Linked DNA regions of Homo sapiens: region 1 is linked to region 2. A link is a loop called in an ENCODE intact Hi-C map of the cell type or tissue named here. Cell type or tissue: endothelial cell of umbilical vein. All regions are shown on one strand. Each heading gives the region's core, and the rest is flanking DNA. Links, peaks and the distances in the headings are about the cores only. Region 1 overlaps TACC2 (transforming acidic coiled-coil containing protein 2). Region 2 overlaps TACC2 (transforming acidic coiled-coil containing protein 2).

Region 1 (5,367 bases), core at 49-5,048, 58 kb after region 2:
GCTTATAAAGGATGAGGAGTGGCCCCAGGTCACAGCCGGTGTTATTTCCCCCATTGCCCTCTCCCTCTGCCTTCAAATGAGCAGTTAAGTCAGTAACCGGCTGAGCCCTTGTGCTGATGCTGGGGCTCTGCCTGGGGGACTGTGGCCCCTTGGTCGGCAGCCCACCAGGGAAGCACCCCAGCAGGACAACAGGTGGGGATGTGGCAAGGAAAGCTGCTCATCTCTGGCTGACACCAGAGAAGTGACAGTCAGCAAAGCAGGACAGAGAGGGACATGTGGGCCGGGTACGGTGGCCCATGCCTGTCATCTCAGCACTTTGGGAGGCTGAGGTGGGAGGATCGCTGGAGCCCAGGAGTTTGAGACCAGCCTGGGCAGCATAGCAAGACTGCATCTCTACAAAAAATTTAAAAACTAGCCAGGTGTGGTGTCACGAGTTTGGCTAGCCACTTAGGAGGGTGAAGCCAGAGGATCACTTGGAGTTCAAGGTTGCAATGAGCTATGATAACGCCACTGCACTGCAGCCTGGGTGACAGAGTGAGACCCTGGCTCTTCAAAAAAAAAAAAAATGACGTGTGGCATGCTCTAGGTGGAGCCAGGATCAGCCCAGGGCTGCTGAAGTCCCAGCTGTCTGAACCGCCCGCACAGCACAGTGGGGCTGTCACTCCAACAGTGCTCCTGGGTGCCTTCTTACTTCTTACCCTACCTAGCAAAGCCTCCCCTTAGGTGCTCCCCATCCTCACTATGGCTCTGTCACTTAGATGCTCACGAGGCGGACTCTGCTGGGAACAATTTGGTTTATGTAAAGACACTTTAATTTCTTCATCACTAAGTGAGTTAGCACGGTCAGTAACTGTCCCCACAGTGCCTCGACGGCACTTTTCCCTCTTGGTTTCTGGGAATTGAACAGAAGTTTGAGAGCAGACATACGAGAGCAAGATAGACCTCAGGAAGCAGAGGAGCACAGCCCCACCCGGTGGGGGTTCCTGGGGTCTCTGTGAGATCCTGAACACCCACTGGTCTGAGGACAGAAGGCAGCCATGGCACGGGCCTCCTGCTCTCTTGCTGGTCGGTTTTGGGTTTGGTTTCTTGAGCTGTCTGTTTTGGACCACATCAGAGGAGGGTGGGCACCAAAGGACAGCCTCTGCCTGGTACTTCTGCAGCACTGATGCCTCACGCCTCTGGGGTAAAAACCCCACAGGAACTTGGAGCTCAAAGGCCCATCCAAGCTTATCCTCAAAGCTGACTCATTTTTGTGGCCAAATACTAAAGTGTTACCCACTGGAGGTTTAAGAATGAGGATAGGCCCAGATAGAAGCAGATGAGGTGAGATAGCCCAGTTCCAGACTTCCCGATGAGGAGGCGCACCTGTGGCACCTGTTACGATGGGGGCCCTGAGCCCCCACCCCAGCCCTGCAGAAGGAAGTGCTGCTCTGCAGAGGAAGGGGCGGATGGAGGCGGAGTCTGGGGTTTTAATGAGTGTCTCAGGTGTGTCTTAGGCTAGACAAATTTGGGAAATGTTGAATTCATCACGGACTTGCTCTGAGCTACCCACAGCAACCAGCAAACTGCCACAGAAAGACCAAGTACTGCTTTGTATCTCGTTAGCCTACTTAAAATGGACACCTTTTCCCAGAATAAATATTACTAACTGAAGATTACTATTTGTGTACTTAGAAGATACAAAGCCATGCTCTCTGTGTAGGAGACCATCTACCCGTGATGCGGCAGCTTAAGAGAAGAGTCTGTGAATGCCTGGGCACACCTCTGGCCCTCTGGGCGCCAAGGATTCCTGTGCACAGTGAACTCACTGGGGGGCGGGGGGAAAGAGGGGAGGATGGAGAGGCGCCAGTGCGGGGGCTGGCAGCAAGTGCTTCTGTGAGAAACAGTCCAGCAAGGCTAAGGGTGTGGCCTTTGGAGAAGGTAGGGTGACATCAGCTGGGTGATGTCTGCTGCCCTGTCCTGGCTTTGTCTCTTTCCTGGGAGCCCCCTGTCATCTCTAACACATTCGCTTTCCCTCAACTTGGGCATTTTACTGGGCAGCACTGGTGCTATGGCCTGAATTGTGGCCTCCAATGTTTGTATGCTGAAGCCCCAACCCCCAATGTGATTATTTGTAGGGAGGACCTTTAAGGAGACAGTTAAGGTTGAATGGGTTCATACGGGTGGGGCCCTAAGCCCATGGGGACCAGTGTTCCTATACGAAGAGGAAGAGACCAGGAGTGTGCAGAGAAAAGGCCATCTGCAAACCAAGGAGAGCGGCCTCAGGAGAGACAAACCCACTGATGCCTTGACCTTGGACTTGCAGCCTCCAGCACTGTGAGAAATAAATTTCTGTGGTTTAAACCGCCCAGTCTGTGGTCCTTGGTGATGGCAGCCCAGCAAGCTCATGTAACTGGGATACCCTAGTGACCCTTTTCATCTGATGAACTGCGGGTGCTGACTTTGTCATCAGACTGAGCCAGAAACCTGGAGCCTGTGTGCAAGGCACTGTTCTCTGGGGCATTGCCCAGATCTGTGTCAGTGGAGACATGAGGTGGAGGAAGTGTTGTGTATGTATTCATCTGGGTTCCTATCCTTCCTTACCTCTATGTCCTCGGCACACCCCCCAGTGGCTGATGTATGGGAGGCACCCCAGGTTATTTGTGGAATGAACAAATGAATCACACAGTTGATTGTGTCTGCATTGGTCTTCATGCAGATATGCCGTGTGGATGTTTAGAAATCCAGTAGGGGAGCAGGGAGGCTGGGTGTGGTGGCTCACACCTGTAATCTCAACACTTTGGGAGGCTGAGGCAGACGGATCACTTGAGGTCAGGAGTTCAAGACCAACCTGGCCAACATAATGAAACCCCATCTCTACTAAAAATAGAAAAATTAGCCAGGCGTGGTGGCACACACCTGTAATCCCAGCTACTCGGGAGGCTCAGACAAGAGAATCACTTCAACCTGAGAGGTGGAGGTTGTAGTGAGCTGAGATCGCACCACTGCACTCCAGCCTGGGTGATGGAATGGGACTATTTCAAAAAAAAAAAAATGCAGTAGGCGAGCAGGGAGGACTTCGAACCCAGTTGGACCACAGGAGCCCTTCTAGCCCTGTGAGGGGCCCCGTGGAGCAGCCTGCTCTGGTAACCAACACAATAAGACAGCCGTTCCCAACCAGGGAGGATTTTGCCCCCACAAGGGTACATGGCAATGTCTAGACACAGTGTTGGTTGTCACAGCTGGGGTAAGGGTGGGGCCTACTGGCATCCATTGTGTGGAGGCCAGGGATGCTGGTAAGCATCCTACAGGGCACAGGACAGCCCCCAGCATAAAAATCTGACTGCCCCCAAATGACCATAATGCCAAGGATAAGAAACCCTGCAGCAAGATTAGGTTTCCTGGTTCATGATGAGCTAATGAGAGCATGTCAGTTCTAAAGAGGAAAGCCATGCTAAGCAGGCAGGGAGCTCTTTCTTCTGGAGGAAGCAATGAGCAGATGGTTAAGCTCATTGTTGCGTGATAACTGCTGACATTTGAAGGGCCTCCGAAGGCTTCCTTCTGCAGGCTGCAGAGGCACGTGTAACGGCCTGAGAGGGAGAGGGTTGGTGTTTGTGGGCCTTGACGACGGGATAGGCTGAGGCTCGTGCTTCCTCCTGCCAAGGCCCATTTGAAAGCACCTGGTCCCCCTCAGCATCCCCTGGTCCTCTGTTCCCTCCGTGTATCCAGGGGCAATTACAGAGCAGGAAGAGGAGGTCACGGCTGGTGGGAGGATGGGGTACTTGAGAGTACTAGGGCCTAGAGGAAACAGGGAGTTGATTTTAGAAAGAAGCGAGGCAACACCTTTTGAAATGAGAAGGAAGGAGTGTTTGGAGAAACCGTTTGGTAGAAAGAGCTCCGTATTTAGGGCGTCTGCTCCAGGTAGGCCCTGGGTGGAGAAGAGGAGAGTGAGAGGCTTGAAACCAGGACTAGCTCATAGATGTGCTTCCAAATGATGCTTTCAATCCAAGCGTTTATTGATCCTGTAAGAAAGTGTGACCAGTCAAGGGGGAAACAAAGCCAAGGCCAGTTCCTGAACTCAAGAACCTTGAAGTTTTCTTGTGTTGTGAGCTGAGTTCTCTGCCAGGTACTCCAGGAGAAAGGTTGCTATGAGCAAAGCTTGGTAAGCACTCTGCAGAATACTCACTGCCCAGAGATTTGCAGTCGGGAGCATGAATTGCTCTGAGAAAATCGACAGGAAGAGACCAGTTCAGGGGTTAATTGTGCATTTCCCAAACCTTGTTTGTTTGTTGGGATGAGAGATAGGGCTCCCTGATTTAGCAAATGAAAATACAGGGTGCCCATTAAATCTGAATCTTAGATAAACAAAGAATCATCGAGACATGGGACATACTTATATTAAAAAACATGTTCATTTATCTGAAATTCAAATCAGCTGAACATCCTGTCCTTTGTCTGGCAACCATGCCGGTGGCAGAAGGGGACTGGGGGTACATAACACCTGTCACGAGGCACACATTGGAAACGCTGTCCCAGGTCTTACCTGTGCCAGCTCCGTTTACTCCTCATTCTGCATCTCCCAGTACTTAGGCCTGCAGACCGCTTTATCGTGTTTGCCCTCTTGTCCAATGACACACTTTTAGTTTTCTGGCATCCTTGACTGCCTGGAGCAGCTGTGACCTCAGAAATGCATGAAAGATGCCGCTGGGTGCCAGCAGAACCTAGAGTAGCCAAGCCAAAGCTGGGGCTGGCCGGATCCCCATGGGCAGTAGGGTGGTGGCACCTTTGAGCATCATTTGGCCAACATTTGCAGCATCTGCAGCATGTTTGGGAAATAGGAGCAACCTCCTTGACTGGCAGGGGCTGATGAGGTAGAAAAGCTGAGAGGAGGCAGCTGGGAGAGCAGTGAGACTAGGCAAGAGGCAGGGCCAAGGATAGGCAGGCAGGACTGAAGGAGAGGTTACAGGTGATGGCTGGAGCGGCAGGTGGCAGACAGCAAGTGCTACTACAGGTGCCGGGGGCCTCCGTGTACAGGCTCCCCTGATCTTCACAGTGGCTCTGAGGAGTCAAGAACAGGCTTGCTGGTGGCCGTGGCTAGTATGAATATTTATGGAAGCCTCCGTATGCCTTCCTGCAGGATTTCTCTGTCTTCCTGTCCCACTCTTGACCCTTGCTTTAGCCACACTGGCCTCCTCGCTGTTTCTGTAACGCACCAGGTGCTCCTGCCGCAGAGCCTTTACTCGCACTATTCCTTCTACCCAGGATGCTTCCTCCCCAGGAGTCCTCCTGTTTCATGCACTTACCTTGATTCTGGCCTTTGCTTAGATGTCTCCTCAGAAGATCTTGCCTGACTACCTTATTTTAAAAGTGAAACTCTCCTATCCCGGC
Region 2 (5,367 bases), core at 207-5,206:
TGGAGCAATGAGTTACTAGGGGAGAAGTGCAGCACCCTGGATGGATGCGACCCACAACCTCACTTAGTCTGGGTAGCTGAGGATGGCTTCCCAGGGAATCGACTGAGAGCTTAGGCTGAGTGGGTTTATGTGTGGGCTGGGCCGGAGGTTGCTGAAGATACAGAAGAGAATAGATATTGTTGGGGAGAAACAGCATGTGCATGGACCCTGAGGTCCATCTCAAAAAAAAAAAGTTATCAATATATTGATACATCTTTATTATAATAACTAAAGTCTATAGTTGCTGTGGTTTGAGTATTTGTTGCCTCCAAAATTCATGCTGAAACTTAACCCCCAATCTGGCAGTATTGAGAGGTGAGGCCTTTAAGAGGTGATTGGGTTATGTGGCTCTGCACTCATGAATGGGTTAATCCATTCATGAATTAATGGATTGCTGGGATATCATGGGAGTGGGACTGGTGGCTTTATAAGAAGAGGAAGAAAGACCCGAGCTAGCTTACTCAGCCCCCTCGTTATAGGATACCCTGAACCACCTCTGTACTCTGCAGAGTCCCCACCAGCAAGAAGGCCCTCACCAGATGCTGCCCCTTGACCTTTGACTTCTCAGACTCCATAACTGTAAGAAAACAACTACTTTTCTTTATAAGTTATCTAGTTTCAGGTATTCTGCTATAAGCAACAGAAAATGAACTAATACAATAGTTGATTCACGTTTTCTTAGTTTTTCCCTAATGTCCTTTTTCTGTTCCAGGATCCCATCCAGGAAACCACATTTCCATTTTGTTTCTGTAGGTGCCTCTTGGCTGTGGCTGTTTCTTCTTAGACTTGTCTTGTTTCTGATGACCTTGACAGTTCTAAGGAGTTCTGGTTGGGTATTTAGTAGGATGCCCCACTATTGGAATTTGTCTGATGCTTTTCTCATGATTGGACTGGGCCTGTGGGTTCTGGGAGGAAGAACAGAGATCAAGTGTCATTTTCATCACATCCTATCAAGGGTACATACCATCGACATGACATATCACTGCTGACATTGACCTCAGTTGCTTGGCTGAGGTCATGTTTGTTGACTGTCTCCACTGTAAAGTTACTTTTTTTTTTTGAGACAGAGTCTCACTCTGTCACCCAGGCTGGAGTGCAGTGGTGCCATCTCCACTCACTGCAACCTCCACCCCAGAAGCTCAAGCGATTCTCCTGCCTCAACCTCCTGAGTAGCTGGGATTACAGGCTCCCGCCACTACGCCTGGCTAATTTTTGTATTTTTAGTGGAGTCAAGGTTTCACCATGTTGGCCAGGCTGGTCTCAAACTCCTGACCTCAAGTGACCCGTCCGCCTTGACCTCTCACAGTGCTGGGATTACAGGCATGAGCCACTGCGCCCCGCCAAGTTCCTTTTTTTCCCCCATTTCAGTACTGTCGTCTGTGGAAGGAAGTCACTGTGTGCACATTTAAGGGGTGGAGAGTTGTGCTCCTCCTCTGTTAGGGTGGAACATCTACAGAAATTATTTAGAGTTTTTCTGCACAGGAGATTTTTCTGTTCTCCTTCATTTATTAATTGATTCAATCATGTATTTATATCTGCATGGACTCCTGGATATTCATTTTATTCTTTGGGTTATAACCCAATACTACGTTATTTCATTGCTCCAATTGTAGCAGCTTTGGTCATGGGCTCCTTGGGCTTTCTTTTAAGAGTGTCCAGAAGCCCCCAGGCAGTACAGTGATACGATCGGATCTGCATTGTTAAAGACCTGGCCAGCTGCCTGCCAAGACAGGAGTGGTTTTAGGATTGAGGCCCCCATTTCCTGGGGCTCCCTGACAGCTGTGGTTCCATCACCTTCAGTGCACTCTCCACCTCGACTCTCTCCACAGCTGCTTTCAACCATGCGGCCATGGCCTGGATCCAGGGATCCAATCAACCGTGTTTTTTCCCTTTGGATGAGTTCCTGGAGGTTTTCAAAGCAAGTTTCGAAAATGTAAGGTTGAACATTTGATTTCACTGAAATGGAAGTCGTTATTCACCCAGGCTGAGCCAGAATTTTTTTTTTTTTTTTTTTTTTTTAGGCAGAGTTTCGCTCTCATAGCCCAGGCTGGAGTGCAATGGCGTGATCTCTTCTCACTGCAACTTCCGCCTCCCGGGTTTAAGCAGTTCTCCTGCCTCAGCCTCCCTAGTAGCTGGGATTATAGGCACCCGCCACCATGCCTGGCTAATTTTTGTATTTTTAGTAGAGATGGGGTTTCACCATGTCGACCAGGCTGGTCTCGAACTCCTGACCTCAGGTGATCCGACCGCCTCAGCCTCCCAAAGTGCTGGGATTACAGGCGTGAGCCACCATGCCCAGCCCTGGGCCAGAATTTGAGGTCCTGGATGGACTCTTGATTTTGGAAATACGTCTTCCATGGGTTCCTGCCACCAGCCAGGCATCGCCTGTTGGAGCCAGCGTGCCTTCTGGGTGTTATGCGCAGGCAGCTGCAGTGCCCGCCATATCTGTGGCTTTGTCTTCTCTCTTTGGGTTTGGAGGGGAGCAGCGAGGCAGTGAGACCTGGTGTATTGACAAAGAAAGCCCAGGGCACATCTTATTACAGAATTGACAGATGCTCTGTTCTTGCAAACATGCTGGGTGACTTCCTGCTGCCTCTTCCTGCTTCTTGCGGCTGCTGTGGAAACGATGACACAATCCCACGTTTCCAGTGCAAATGGCTTTTCTCCAGGAGTTTTCACACTCCCCTCCCCCCACTCTCATTGGTAATCATTAGGCCGTAGGCCTTGGGGAGAACAGATGTGACTTTGAGAGGGAGAAAAGTGAGGTTCTGGGAAGGAGAGAGAGCTTCAAGTCTCTGCCTCCTATCCCTGCCTGGGAGGGAGACCATTGCTGCAGTCACCACGCTTCTGATGGGCCTTCCTTTCCCCTCCATCGTAGCCCTCCTGAGGCTTTGTGGGGTCAGCAGGTCACCCTGACTTTTCCAGAGCTGTCAGCTCTTTGGAGAGCTGTACGAGGCTGAAGCCAGGCGAGGGGTCTGATAATAAGAATTTCCAGGAATACAAGCTGAAAGCCCTCACCTCACCAAGGCAGCCACAGCTGACCTCTGAGAGCTTGTGGCAAAGAGCCTGGTGTGTTGGACATGAGCTGAGTGGGTGTGGGTGTGAGCCCACGCAAGCATCATCTCTGTTCAGAGTTGGCCTCTCACTCCCTGCTGCGGACAGCTGTCCCCTAGGAATTGGTGACTTGGAAACCTGGCCAAGGGCTGTCTGGATAGACGCGGGAGAAACGGGATGGGAGAAGCAGCTGAGCTTCTTGCAGGGAGGAGGAAGCCGGATCCCCGGTGCTGGGCAGGAGGCCCAGGAGACACCCCTTGAGAAATGCTACCCTGAGCTGCAGACTGTGGCGGCTGTGGCGTTGGCTCTTCAGGCTTTCCTGTGAGGTGCCCCCACACTCCCGGCCCCACCCGCCCTGGGCAGCTGCCCCAAATTGCTCCCTTCCCTCTGTCAACACTTCTCCAAGACTCCAGAGTTTTTCCTGCGCAGGAGGGGAAGGGCAGAAACCTCCCCATTCCCTCCACCCGAGTTAGAGAAGTCAGCCCTTTGGAAAACATGATGCATCTTCGCTCTGGAGCCAGTTCGCCAGTCCGCTCCCCAGCGCGGCACTTTGCCTTGTAGGCGGGGTGCAGATGAGCCTCTCTGCCTCACTAGGGAAAGGGGCTGGGTTGTTGGGCTGAGGGTCTCCGGGGATTAGACTCTGCGCTGACCAAACTGGGCTCTCGTGGCATCATTCCTTGGTTACGCAGGTCAAGTTTCCATTGTTCTCTTGCCTCTGAGGCCCACTGGGTCCGGGGCAGACTGAGCATAACTACGCTGAGCCACGTCACCGGCCGGTGAGACGCGCGGAGGCATTGATGGGTCCCCTGGTTCCCGCTCAGTCTCCGAAATGTGAGCTGCCGCGGAGTGGGTGCTGGGCTGTCCCGCTGGCTTCAGCCTGAGGAGCAGGAGCAGAGGGCGTCAGTTAGATGGTGGCTCCCTCAGTTCCGTGGGCCCAGGTCTGCAGTTCTTTTCCTCCTTCTGGGAGGGGAGGGGAAGGAGAGCCGGCAGCAGCGGGGCTCCCTGGCCCTACTCTGGGGGCACAGCTGGGAGAAGCTGCAAAGCTTCAGCTTGTGACGCCATCTGGGCGGCAGTCCCACGGCCCCTAGAGCAGCTGGGAAGGGGATCCCGCCCTGAAATGGGGCTCAGGGAGGAACATATGGGCAGGCATCTGTGAGGGCGTGGCTGGACGTGCTCAGCACAGCACTGGTGGGTGGAAGGTTCCAGGGCAGTGTGGGGGCCCTTCTTGCCCTGAATAGGGGCAGCTGAGGCCAGGAGCCCACCCTCCTCCCCGAGCACGGCTGCCCAGGGACGGCCCTCGGCTTCCACTTGATGGTTTTAGGTGCTTGCCCTGCGGGAGGCTGCGTTCCTTCCAAGCCAAATGCGTGCTCTCCAGCCCTCAGACCCAGTGGAGGTGCAGAAAGAGGGGTGGCCAGGAGACGGCTGGTCACAGAGTGCCCCAAAGGTGGTGGAGAAATAGACCCCCAAACCAAGGGAGGCAGGGCCCAGGGAGGTGGGGTAGGATGGGATATGGTACGAGCATGTGCGGCTCAGGACCCCACCATGCCCGAGTGCCTCGCCGTGTTGATGAGCCAGTTTCTTTAATACTTCGCTGTCAGGAGAAGGACCTGCTGAGCGCTGGAGTCTAGGTGGAGTCATGCAGCGTTCCTGGGTCCTTTCTTCTGCTTTGTTTGCATTTTTTGATCCTGCCAGCCAGCCTCTCGGCAGATACATCCCGGTTGATTCTATGCCACGGACTATTCGGAAGGTGGCGCAGGGGAAGGAGCATGAAGTTGGAAAGACAGGCCTATTTACCAGCTGTGTGACATGGCATGAGTTACTTGACTACTCTGAGCCTTGGTTTACCCATCTTTAAGATAGGGCTAGTAGTACCCACCTCTTGGGGGTTATTGTGAGTAGTAAATGTACATGAAGAATGTAGCTCAGTGTTTGACAAGTAGGAGGCATTGAATTCACATTCCCCCCACTCCAACTCCCAGCAGTGATGGGGAAAAGGAGGCAGACAGAGACAGCTGTTCTGGAAACAGAAAAATACAACATGATAAACTTAACATAGTACAACCTGATAAACTCTCCAATAGAGCTGAGAACAAAAGACTCAAGAGAAGGGAGCACCTGACTCTGCCTGGAGAAGTTGGGAAGGCTTCCCAGAGGAGGCGGCATCACCACTGAGTTTTGCAGCATGGCTAGGTGTTTGCTGAGGGTAAAGAAGGGCAAAAGTGCTTCAGGGAAGAGGAACCAAATGTGCCAAAGCTTGGGGTGTGGCGAGGCCCA

What was found. Hi-C counts contacts between places; a loop is a spot of excess contacts. Peaks named below come from ENCODE experiments on the same cell type or tissue, not always from the same donor. Only the 100,000 strongest peaks of a DNase experiment are listed, where the experiment ranks them.
Region 1: a loop joins it to region 2, with 3 times the contacts of the local background. A loop is called at or near these places in 23 of 110 quality-filtered maps.

Annotation. Positions count from the first base shown.
Region 1 is chr10:122,204,276-122,209,642 of GRCh38, forward strand. The region is part of intron 8 of TACC2 (transforming acidic coiled-coil containing protein 2); the gene reads left to right. Among named protein-coding and RNA genes, the nearest start is that of BTBD16, 64 kb to the right of the region's middle. In endothelial cell of umbilical vein, for the core only: no CTCF peak of the experiment used is centred there; no DNase peak of the experiment used is centred there.
Region 2 is chr10:122,146,064-122,151,430 of GRCh38, forward strand. The region is part of intron 7 of TACC2 (transforming acidic coiled-coil containing protein 2); the gene reads left to right. LOC124902518 (a long non-coding RNA gene) reads right to left here. Exons shown (of 2, transcript XR_007062323.1): 2 at 241-944. Among named protein-coding and RNA genes, the nearest start is that of BTBD16, 120 kb to the right of the region's middle. In endothelial cell of umbilical vein, for the core only: no CTCF peak of the experiment used is centred there; DNase peaks (open chromatin) are centred at 988 and 2,698; H3K27ac peaks cover 3,173 bases.